Regions from separate parts of the Mus musculus genome. Here region 1 is linked to region 2. The links are chromatin loops, found by intact Hi-C in ENCODE. Cell type or tissue: heart. All regions are shown on one strand. Each heading gives the region's core, and the rest is flanking DNA. Links, peaks and the distances in the headings are about the cores only. Region 1 holds the start of Vps26b (VPS26 retromer complex component B). Region 2 has its middle 37 kb from the start of Jam3.

The links. Hi-C counts contacts between places; a loop is a spot of excess contacts. Peaks named below come from ENCODE experiments on the same cell type or tissue, not always from the same donor. Only the 100,000 strongest peaks of a DNase experiment are listed, where the experiment ranks them.
Region 1: a loop joins it to region 2, with 2.7 times the contacts of the local background. A loop is called at or near these places in 1 of 42 quality-filtered maps.

Annotation. Positions count from the first base shown.
Region 1 is chr9:27,026,966-27,032,299 of GRCm38, forward strand. Vps26b (VPS26 retromer complex component B) reads right to left here and starts at 3,129. Exons shown (of 6, transcript NM_178027.4): 1 at 2,434-3,129. The coding sequence starts at 2,656. Ncapd3 (non-SMC condensin II complex, subunit D3) reads left to right here and starts at 3,200. Exons shown (of 36, transcript NM_178113.4): 1 at 3,200-3,534; 2 at 3,658-3,865. The coding sequence starts at 3,805. In heart, for the core only: CTCF peaks have their summits at 2,146 (motif pointing right) and 3,471; DNase peaks (open chromatin) are centred at 2,206, 3,126 and 3,706; H3K4me3 peaks cover 3,616 bases; H3K27ac peaks cover 2,261 bases.
Region 2 is chr9:27,190,013-27,195,385 of GRCm38, forward strand. No RefSeq gene overlaps it. Among named protein-coding and RNA genes, the nearest start is that of Jam3, 37 kb to the left of the region's middle. In heart, for the core only: no CTCF peak of the experiment used is centred there; DNase peaks (open chromatin) are centred at 1,639, 2,129, 3,079 and 3,499; H3K4me3 peaks cover 1,174 bases; H3K27ac peaks cover 1,743 bases.

The DNA.
Region 1 (5,334 bases), core at 1-5,000, 160 kb before region 2:
AAGATAATAAAGAAACATGAAACTCAAGGAAAGTACTTTGTGCAAATAAGCTGTTATATCCTTAATAGCAATCAATTTTAGGAACAGAAAGAGTGGTAGGGAAAAGTAGAAAGAGAGATTTTTTTTTATACCAAACATATCTAGAAAGGCTTTTCCTTTATTGCTTTGTTTGGAGACAGTGTCTTGATGTGTAGCCAGACTAATCTTGAATTCCAGATCTTCCTGACTTACTTAACCCTTGGAGTCCTGACATTATAAGTATGTACCATCATGTCTGCTTAGAAAAGTTTTTCTGAAAATATACTGCTTATAATTCTGTTACTATCCATTCTGTCAAGTAACCATGGATAATGAATGTGAATAAACTTGAACTATCTACTTTAAGCACCACACCCACTGCTAGCTGTGTGAAAGCTCACGTGGCAGAAGTAAATGCTTGGAGGCTGAAAACTGTTCTCTGTACAAGTCCACATGGCAAGCTAGCTGGGGAGAACATAGGAAGCCTAGTGGGAAGCCTGAATCACTGGCTCAAATTCACTTTGTGAAATGGCAGTGACGACTCTCACCTCTATAAAGGAACCCTCTAGCTGAGACATGAGACACGGCCTCCCAATCTCAATTACCAGGTGACTTTAAGATACTTGATTTACAGCTGACAAAGCTGAGTCCCCATCAGGTCAGAGTGCCAAGGTCCCAGGGAAAATTATCCCAAGAAGCAATAAAAGGTTTCAAGAAAATTCAGTGAGGTTATGACAATCTGGGAATGAAGGAGTTAGGCAAGAGAGCAGGTGGGGCAATTGCAGCAAACTGCCTCTTTGGCTACCTTGTATTTAAACTGAAAGAGACTTAGGCATGCTTTCCTTCTACAATGGCTCATTTCATCTGCCGGAGTGAGGCAGGGACGCTTTTGAGTTATTCATAATCAGGGAGTTGATGGGATAGACAAAAACCAAAACATACCTATTTTTACTGGTATTACAGAGCAAAAGTACTGATGTAGTAGTCACTTTAAAACTCCTACTTAAAATGCCAATTCTCAGTCGGCAAGTACTGACTGCTTCATATATCATGCTTATATAGAGTGCTTTGGATGGATATAATGTATATAATCTGACCTGTGATTCTTTACTAGGACTGGCTTCATCCACCTTGGGATACACAGCGATACCGCAAGGCACGACTGTGTGAGGGGATGCCCTGGCAAAAGGGAACAAACAGATGAGATGTATGCTCAACTCTTAGCATGTGAACTTAGCAAGCTGTCCCAAGCAAGTGGCTAAAATCAGTGTCCATATGTGCAGTAGGGGATACAGGGTAGGGATTTTCTGATTGGTGTTCATTATCCACAGGGCACAACCTACTGGTGACTTCATGATACGAATGTTTTATTTTTTGAAGTACCCAAGCACTTTGATGACACAAAAGACTCCAAATACTTAGACTGGGTGACAAGCCAGTCATGATGGGCAGCTCCCCAAATCTTCGTGGGGTTTTGTTTTATTTTGAAACAGGGTCTCACTATGCAATGGCAGCTGGCCTAGAACTCACTATGTGAACCAGGCTGGCCTTCAACTCAGAGATCTACCTGTCTCAGCCTCCCAAGTGCTGCAATTTAAGGCATGTGCCACCAAACTCACCTCTCACCTGGCTCCCCAAATATTTTGTTTTACCGCCTTCCCTTGTCTATCTAGTTCTATTAGAACTAACAATATTTGAAGGTGACTATTGAGCACTGCAAATTTTTGATCATTTAATTATAGTCTTTGCAGCATCACTTCTTTGACTTTAAGGAGAAAATCAGACAACTAAATACCAGCATGGTACTAAGGAAGTTTGAGAAATAGAGGCAGTCAGAAAGAGGCAGGTTACAGGTATTCAAAACATGCACATGCAATGTAATACAGAATGGAGGTGAGATAGATAGACGGAATTTATGAGCCCGGTCCACTGCACTGTATTTTAAAGGGGGAGGAGGGATGATGGATAGGTGGGTGGGGTCACTGCTTAACTTTGGATTGGATCTGACAGCTGTAGCTGTCAAACCCACCTGCAGGATACTGTCTACCACACTATGAAATCCCGGTTACTAGAAGCAAAGCTGGAAGCATACTGCAGAGACAATGGGGATATCCAAGCACCAGGTGAGCATCCGACCATACAGCAGAGGGCTCCCTACCCTATCTAGGCTGTCCCCACCTCCCCAGCAGCACGCTGTCACTTTTGGCACGGAAGAAGGTAATGAATGCATGGGGGAGTCGCCCACGGGCGGGACTCGTGGGTGAATCTCAGGCTTTAGATTACAGTTGAAAAGAACCTGTCGCAGGCCTCGCAGGAGCTGGGCACTGAAAATCTCTGCTCCCAGCCCGTCCCACACTCGAGTCCAGGGGCAGGCTGACGTCCCGGTTTTGGGAAGGTCCCAGGGAATAGACTCACCGATCTGCCCAATGAACTCGATCTTGATGCCCTGGTGCTCTAGTCGCTTGTTGGGGTTCTTCAGTGATAGGCTCACTTTCCCCGAGACGGTTTCCCCGTCGTAGAAGAGGAAATATTTCTCCTTCTTCCCGTCCTCAGTCTTGTGCTCCGCTCGCTTCCTACTCTCCGCATCATTCAGCAAGATTTCCACCTCCACGCTCTGCCCGAAGCCGAAGAAGCTCATCTCCCCGCCTGGCCGCGCCGGTGTCGGCACAGACTGCTCCCTCCCTCCCAGGCGCGAGCTGCCTTCGGGGAAGGCAGGCCGGAGGGCCGGCTGCGGGAACGCGCTGGACGCTGCACCGCAGCCCCGCTCGCTCTGAGCTGGGCGGTGGGCGATCGCCGATGGCCTGCGCCCCTGGGGTGAGGCAGGGCGGAGGAAGGAGGTCGGCTGCGGGTTGCGGCGCCCAGAGCAGCGATGCACCGAGAGGCCAGACACAGTACCAACGCAGATCCTGGCGGTGCAGCGACTAGGGCCCTGGGAGGAAAGGCGCCAAGCACGCGCGTCTCGTCGCCCACCGGGTGGGGTCCAGCGCCCAGCCGCACACACAGAACTGCCTGGACTCCCGCGGCGTAACGCACCGAAGTGCTACGGCGGCGCCGGGCGGGGGAAGGGGCAGGAGAACTCCGGCCCGGATGCGAAGATGATGCCACGCGCACGCGCACGTCTTCTCTCCCCCCCCCCCCCCTCGCTTTCCCTACCCCCTCCAGGCCGTCAAGGGGTGCGCTCATCTGCGCATGTGCAGTGCCAAAGGGCGCTTTGTTTACATGGCGGCTCTGGCCTCTCTCCAGTAGAACTCGGGCCCAGATGTTCCGTCAAGTCCTAGCACTGCAAGTGCCTCCTTGTAATATTCCGGTTGCATTTCTCTTCCTTCTTAGCCTGATAAACGCCAGGCTACTCTTCACATTTGAATACGAGCAACGCTTGCGTGCTGTCTGACGGGATGAGGTGCCTTTCCCATGCACGCTCAGTGTCACCGGAAGGGGCAAATGTGACCGCTACTACAGGAAGTATGCTGTCCCCGCTGGCCTCTAGGTTCCCTGCCGTGTAAGAACGATATGACGGTAAGAAAAACACTAGTGACGTCCTGACCCCAACATTAACTGGAATGCTAAGGGAAAAAGAAAAAGTCCTCGCTAGCCTTGTTTAACTTCCAGTCTTTGCCCCGCCCACTTATGCGCACGCAGTGGGCGACCCAGCCCATTGGCTTGGGTTACGAACACGGCTCAGCGCGGTGATTGGTCGATTGTAAATCCCGAACGTTGTGACTGGTCCGCCAAAACGTCTCAGAGCGCGCGCGGGAGCGACGGCGAGCCGGTACGTCCACGGTCGGAATGGCGCTGCAGGATCTTGGAGAAAACTTGCAGCCTTGGTGTCCGCTGGGTCTCAGCCTCGGTGAGGAAACGCAGCCGCGGGTTCTGGGTTCGGGGCTTGGGGTGTTTTGTTCCGCCTAATGTATCCAAGCTTGCGTCTCGGTGAGGGTAGGGGTAGGGGTGGGGGAAGGGGAAGCCCTGGTCTCTGCACTGACCGTGAGCCCCAGGATTGTGACAATCTGCCCGGGTGAAGGCCAGCCAAACTTACGGTGGGATCTGAGTCCAGACGAGTAATTGGTAGAAAAGAGAGCTAAACTGTTCTAGCATGCGGGAGGTCGAGGCTGGAGGATTGCCATGAGTTCAAGACCATCCTGGGCCACACAAATGAATTTAAACCAGTCTCAATAATAATAATAATAAAACAATAATAATAGGAGTGTCTCAGTGATAATAACAATAGCAGCAGCAACATGAAAAGCTAATAATTGGCCTTTAATAGTGCTAGTGCCTCAGTTATCTCCATCTGTCACCTTTGTTCTACCTAGTCTTGCTGGAGTCCTAAGTCTATTCCCCAGGTGGTTTTAAACAGACAATCTCAATGTTCAGGTTGATTTTTTTTTTCTTAGAATTTGTGATCATAAATTCAGCTAGATGGTTCTTGTACCGGCTGGTTTTGTGTGTCAGCTTGACACAGGCTGGAGTTATCACAGAGAAAGGAGTCTCAGTTGGGAAAATGCCTCCATGAGATCCAATTGTAAGGCATTTTCTCAATTAGTGATAAAGTGGGGAGGTCCCCTTATGGGTGGTGTCATCTCTGGGCTGGTAGTCTTGGTTCTATAAGAGAGCAGGCTGAGCAAGCCAGGAGAAGCAAGCCAGTAAAGAACATCCCTCCATGGCCTCTGCATCAGCTCCTGCTTTTTGACTTGCTTGGGTTCCAGTCCTGACTTCCTTTGGTGATGAACAGCAGTGTGGAAATTTAGGCTGAATAAACCCTTTCCTCCCGAACTGCTTCTTGATCATGATGCTTTTTGTCCAGGAATAGAAACCCTGACTAAGACAGTTCTCTTGAAGACTTCATTAGATGTCCGAATGAAATCAAGATTCCCAAAGCCAGCTGGTTGAGCCAGTTAAATCACAAACCTGAGGGTTTTCTCTTTCATGCCTATTGCCCCCTCTTGTCCCCATAGCCAAGGAAGGCAATTTCAGGATAATCCCTAACTGCTTACTGATGCAGTCAGTCACTGTCTCCTGTACACCCTGCATTGCCTCCTTTGAAGGTACAGGCTTGCTTGTGTCAGCTCTTTGGGCCTTTCCTACTTGTTTTCTAAATAGATGACCAGTCCATTGGCCTACCATATAAGAGGAGGTGTGGAAGTCCTTTCTCCAAGCACAATATGACATCAGAACCTTTGTGATTGTCCACAGGAGACTATTATAGAGGTAGACCCCTAGTAGATGTTCCAGACACCCCCCTTTGCCCCTCCCAGCTGCCTCTGGTCCTGGGGAAGGGGATGTGTGTGTGCAGGAGGTGAGGTAGCAGTGTAGTGTTGT
Region 2 (5,373 bases), core at 198-5,197:
TTTAGCCACAATCATCTGTCTAGAACCAAGGCTTCTCCTCTGCTCTGCAGAATTGGGAGGGGGAGGGGAGTGAAGGAGGGGCCACAAAGGGGCAGAAGCTCTGCCAGATCTCCTGGGCTTGAATGCTCTTACGGGTGTATCCATAGATTATAAAACGTATGACGAAATCTCTGAGAACGTCACCGTAACGAGAGAAGCACAGGTGACTCTTCGGGAGGCCTAAGAAATAAACCCCTATGACTGGTGCTCTGCGGTGATCCCAAACACAAACCTGTGTTCATATCCATATTCTTGAACCTGTCTGTAAAAAACTCTCCCCTATGGTAGGTAACCCTGACAAATATTCATGGGCCGCGCTCACATCTCTACACAGTCATGTCCTTCCCTTTCTATCTTACATGCACATGCCAATGATACATGTCTTATAAAGTAGTTTTACCAAATTCATGTGTAACACCTTCCGGGACATCCCTATAAATAGTCGTAATATAGGTGTGCATGTAACACACATGCATACCCCAGTTGGCAGAAGCAGCACCTTCAGACAGTCTGAGATCACAGCGGACCACGCCCTTTCCAGACCACGCCCACTAGGAAGGCCACACCCCTCAATCTCTCTAAACCCTGCTGCCATCAGGGCCCACTTGTCAGGTGTTAGCCCACTTTATCACACAATTGTCCCACTTTCTTTTCTCATTCCTTCTTCAAGCATCGGTCTGTGGGTGGAAGCGTCTGTTCCCAGTCATCTTGTCATGTCTCTTCATTTTGAGCTAAGAATACGAAACAGAGACATGATTATATATTAGGTGTCCAGGCACCTGAGCTCTCAGCTGATTCATAATAAGCTATTTTGCTCACTTATTTTTGTATGATTTCACAAAACTTGCGAAGATTTTCATATCTGCTCAAATCCTTCCTCAGTTTACCCACTCATAAGAATTAGATCAAATTACTATTTTACTCAGGTCGAATTATTTTGTCTTCATAATGGCAGTATTATGGGACTTAAATCTGATGTAAAAGAAAGCAGCTTTGAGTAATACACACGCACGCACACACACACACACACACACACACATATATGACCAGTAGGACAATTTGAACTATAAAGTTCAGGGACATTTTCCTAGTAGGCTAGAGGTCTGGGGTCCAGGGCTCAATGAATCAAAGTAGAAAATTCATTCCCAGGTCCTTTTTTCTACCTCCCCCCCCCCCCCCACCATACATAGTATGACTTCAGATCTAGTATTTAGGCTAAGTAAGAATGCCCTGGAGTTGATCTGAGAATCTGCACTGGGGCATATAAGCTTGGCTCTAGACTGCTGCCTAGGGCTTACACCTGGGAAAGTTCCTTTCTGCTCTTGGGCTCTGGGACTATACCAAGCAGCTGAGTGCCTACAAACAAGAGACCCTGCAGTGTGGTGTTTCCCAGGACAGGCTAGGATGAGCATCTGTGCTACCCTGGGCAGGTCTAGTGTTGCTGAAGGCAATCCCCTAGTATCTTGCTAAATCAGGCTTAGGGAAACATAGTTTTGCCCATTCCAGGCATCCTAAAGCTCCAAGCACAGCGGCTAGTTTGGGTGAGGGGAGGAGGCGGGGAAGCAGAGAGCTGGAGCCAATGCTAGCTTTGGAGAGAAGCCAGCAGCTTGCGCAGGGCTGACTTGTGTCTGGCCCGACCTTGTAAGAGGTGAAGGCACAATGCTTAAGAGTGTGATTGGCTTTAGGACTTAGAGCAGGCTTATATTCAGCTCAGAACCTTTATTCCTTTAGCTCAGCACTGTCAGATCCACAGTGCTGTTTGTCTGATTCAGTCACTCCTCCCTTGGGACAGTTCTTAAAGAAATTCCCGTACTTGGGACACCCGGTACTTGGCAGCACACTGAGCACATGCAGTGGGAGGAGAGTAAGGCTGGCCTCACAAGAAACCTCAGGGCTTCCCCCAAATGAATATGGGAACAGTGAAGAACGAGTGAAGAAGACTCAGGTAAAGAAAGCCCTTTTCTGTAGAGATCTGGCTTTCTGCAAGGGTGATTCTAGGTGGCCCTCCTCCCAGGAGCGCTGCGGCAGCATCCGGTTTCTGGCAAGGTTGGCCAGGAAAGCTGGCCAAGAGGGTGGGGGTTGCGAGAAGCTGACTGGGTTGGAGGTGGAGCCTGCAAACTCCGCAAGGCAGCAGCCTGGCTCCACCCCTCTCCTGCCTGAAGCTCAAAGGGATGACATCACCCAGACTGAGGGCTCTAGCCTTGAAGGGCTTCATCAGCATCAGCGGGAAGCTGGCACCTGCAGGGCTGAAGGACTTCCTGAGCAGACACACCACAATTCTCTGCTTTTCTCGTGGATCATTTCAGACTTCATGGGTCTATGCTCTGGGGTCTTGGAGATGGCACCTGGCTATCCAAGCCTGGGGCAGTTTCCTCCGCCCAGATTGATCCATGGCAACAGGCCTAAGCACTCCTCCCCACCGTGCCAAGTGCTTCTTTCTCTTGCCAGCAAGCTGCTGTTCCATTTTTCTGAGATTCCACGGAGAAGGATTAGATCACGAATTCTGACCATGCAACATTTAGCCACAGAAAAAGCTGGTGTCCCTCTCCCTGCGGGCCCGTGTCCCCTCCCCCACCCCAAACTCTACTGGGTGCTTGTGTTGCCTGCTTGCAAAGCATATGCTTGGCTGGTTGCTTGGTGTCTGCTGTTTATCCGTCTCTTCCTACTTAACTTCTGTTTCTTCTTGGCCCATCTGGCTCCCTGGTACCTGTCTTTCACTCATACTGTGGCTGCACTGGATACTACATCCTAAGCCCTATCTGTCCCTCTGCCACCTTCCCTCCCAGAGCCTGGAGACTCTTGTCTACTTTGGGGTCACGTCTGAGAGAGAACCTCTGACCTTAGGTTTAGGACCACAGAGAGACTGACACATACACAGCAGAGAAGCCTGGTGTGTGAGTGACTGCAGGATTATCTCAAAGATCTCTGGGAGGGGATGAGGTGTGTCGGGAAGGAAGCATCATGAGAGTTACTTAGGTCTCAATAGAATGCTAGATCTTGAAGGATCCCTCCCTCTCTAGCTATTCTGAGCTCCCTTCCTATTAGAGGAAATCTTGGGGCAGGCGGGGGTGGGGTGGGGTGGAGGGATTGTCATCCACACCAAAACCCATTGATGTTTTCTACCCACTGGAGGGGGCTTGCACATAGCAGCCGTCTGTGCAGAATGAAGCCAGGGAAATCCAAACTTTTTTTGACCTAGGTTCAGTTCAACTTCTTTTTGCTCAGAAGAGGTTGTGGCCGTCTCTGGGCTTCATGGCAGGTCAGCCCTGGGAGAGAGGACTTCTGAGAAGACAGCTTAACAGCCCCGACTCCCGTCCTCGCCAGCAGTTCTGCAGGATGATCTCCCCACAGCTTTCTTGGCGCCAGCTCTTCACTGTGGGCTCACAGAGTCATTTGTCCTCTCCACAGTCCTCTCACCACAGTATACACCCTTGTGGTAGCTCACACTCACCCCTCCAACACAGCCCACTTCCTTCCTGGTGTGTCACGGGGTTGCTGTTCATGACTTTCCTGGGATTCAAGAGGCCTGGGGGATGGGGGGTGGGGGGAAGGAATGAAGATGGAATAGGTGGGTGGGGCCTAAGAGAGGATGGCAGAGGAGAGATGGAGCCCCCCCCCCCCCCCCCCCCCCCCGGCCAAGAGGGGCAAGGCTTGTCATCTGCCTCTCTAGACCCAGACTGCACCTCCAGGCTGAGGCTGGCTGCCCAGGAGGCTGCACTGGGCCTAGAGTCAACAAGGAGGCACACACTCAGGGACCACCAGCTGCTGCTCCTGTGGAAGCATCTGCTTCTCTCGGAAATCCATAGGGCTTGGCTGCCAGGCCTCACTGCGTGCCCACTCGGTGGCTCTGTTCTCTGTCTCTCTTGTTCCATCTGCCTGCTCTACCGGCTGCCTGGCTCAACTCCTCTTAGCCTCCTTATTGCTCTACCAGAATGCTCTCCCTTCATCCTTCTCCACGTCTCTGCCCCACCACATCTATGCACCAAGTATTAGAGCTTGGGTTTTGTCTTTGTCTTTATCCATCACTTGTTTCTTTCCAGTTTCTCCCATATTCGTATTCATACATATTCTCACCCTCCCCCCCTCTCTCTGTTTCCCCCTTATGCATATTCAGTGCTTCTTTGAAACGTCACTTCAATTATTCTACCTGTGAGAAGCCTAGATCGGCTTCATCGATCAAACGTCTTGGCCTCTAACTCTAGGAGCCTGTGTTAGACCACAGTCTAGACTGACTTAATGTTTGGAAGCCTACCTATGCTCTCTGAGAGCCATCAAGGCCCAGACTGTTCTGCAAAGATCCTTCCTCTGATGTGGACACAGCAGCCTGTCCATTGTGTTGGGCGATCGACTGTGAGGATCACAGGAAAGCCTGTCCACCTTGAGCAGGTGATGCTACGCGGATCACCTGCCCTTAAAGGCACCGGAGGAGTGCAGGCCTGTGAAGGAATCCAAGAGTAAGACTTTGTCATTTGGTGTTTTGATTGTCCATTTGTGTGCGCTCCGTCATCCCTGACAGCTCCCGCAGGAGGTTCATAAAATAAGAAAAGGTGGTTTCTCATGGTAAGTCCCTTAGCCAGTGTTTCCAGCACTGGAGCGACTGATCTAGAATCAGAATCTTGGTTTCTAGGCTCTCTGACTATGAGAAGCAATTGAATAGAGTTTAGACTCAGAAGGTTTTGAGTTTAGACTCAAGGTTGAGAGGGATAATAAACCAAGCAGATCTAGGCACAGCCCCCCCCCACCCCCCAACCCCCAGGAAAAGAGGCAACAATGGAGAAAGGTAGAGAGAAGAAGGGAGAAGGGAAGATTAAATAGGACAAGAGGGATGGAGCAGAAGGGGAGTTATAAATGGCAGACTCCTCACCTCCTGCTTGTGTATACCAGCTATGACCATGGCAGTAGCTGGGATGGGGCCGTTAAGCCTTCTTTTCCTCACACAGTATCTGATGTCATTCCTCCAGTCCCTGTAGCTTCTCGGTTTCTCTTCTTAGCATCCTGGACCCTTCTTCCTGCCTTATGTTTTGTTTCCCATCCTGATCCTCAGTCTCGTCCTGTGTTTGCTCCATGCACTTGATGTCCTGCTCCCTCTAATCTTCCCATCCCTGCACTTTCTTACTCCCAGTGTGCTTCCCCCTTAGCCAAATTCCCCAGCATTGCTTTCTCCAGAGGAGCCAGGGTTGGTCCAAGGAGGTCAGAAGGTGGCCAGGGGTAAACGACATGTCTTGCATCAGGGATGTTTTGTGCTTTCCTTCACCTCCCAATGACTCAAAGTCTCCAGCAGCCCTGTGCACCTCTCCTTCAGAAACACAAGCGATTGTAGGCTCACATCCATGA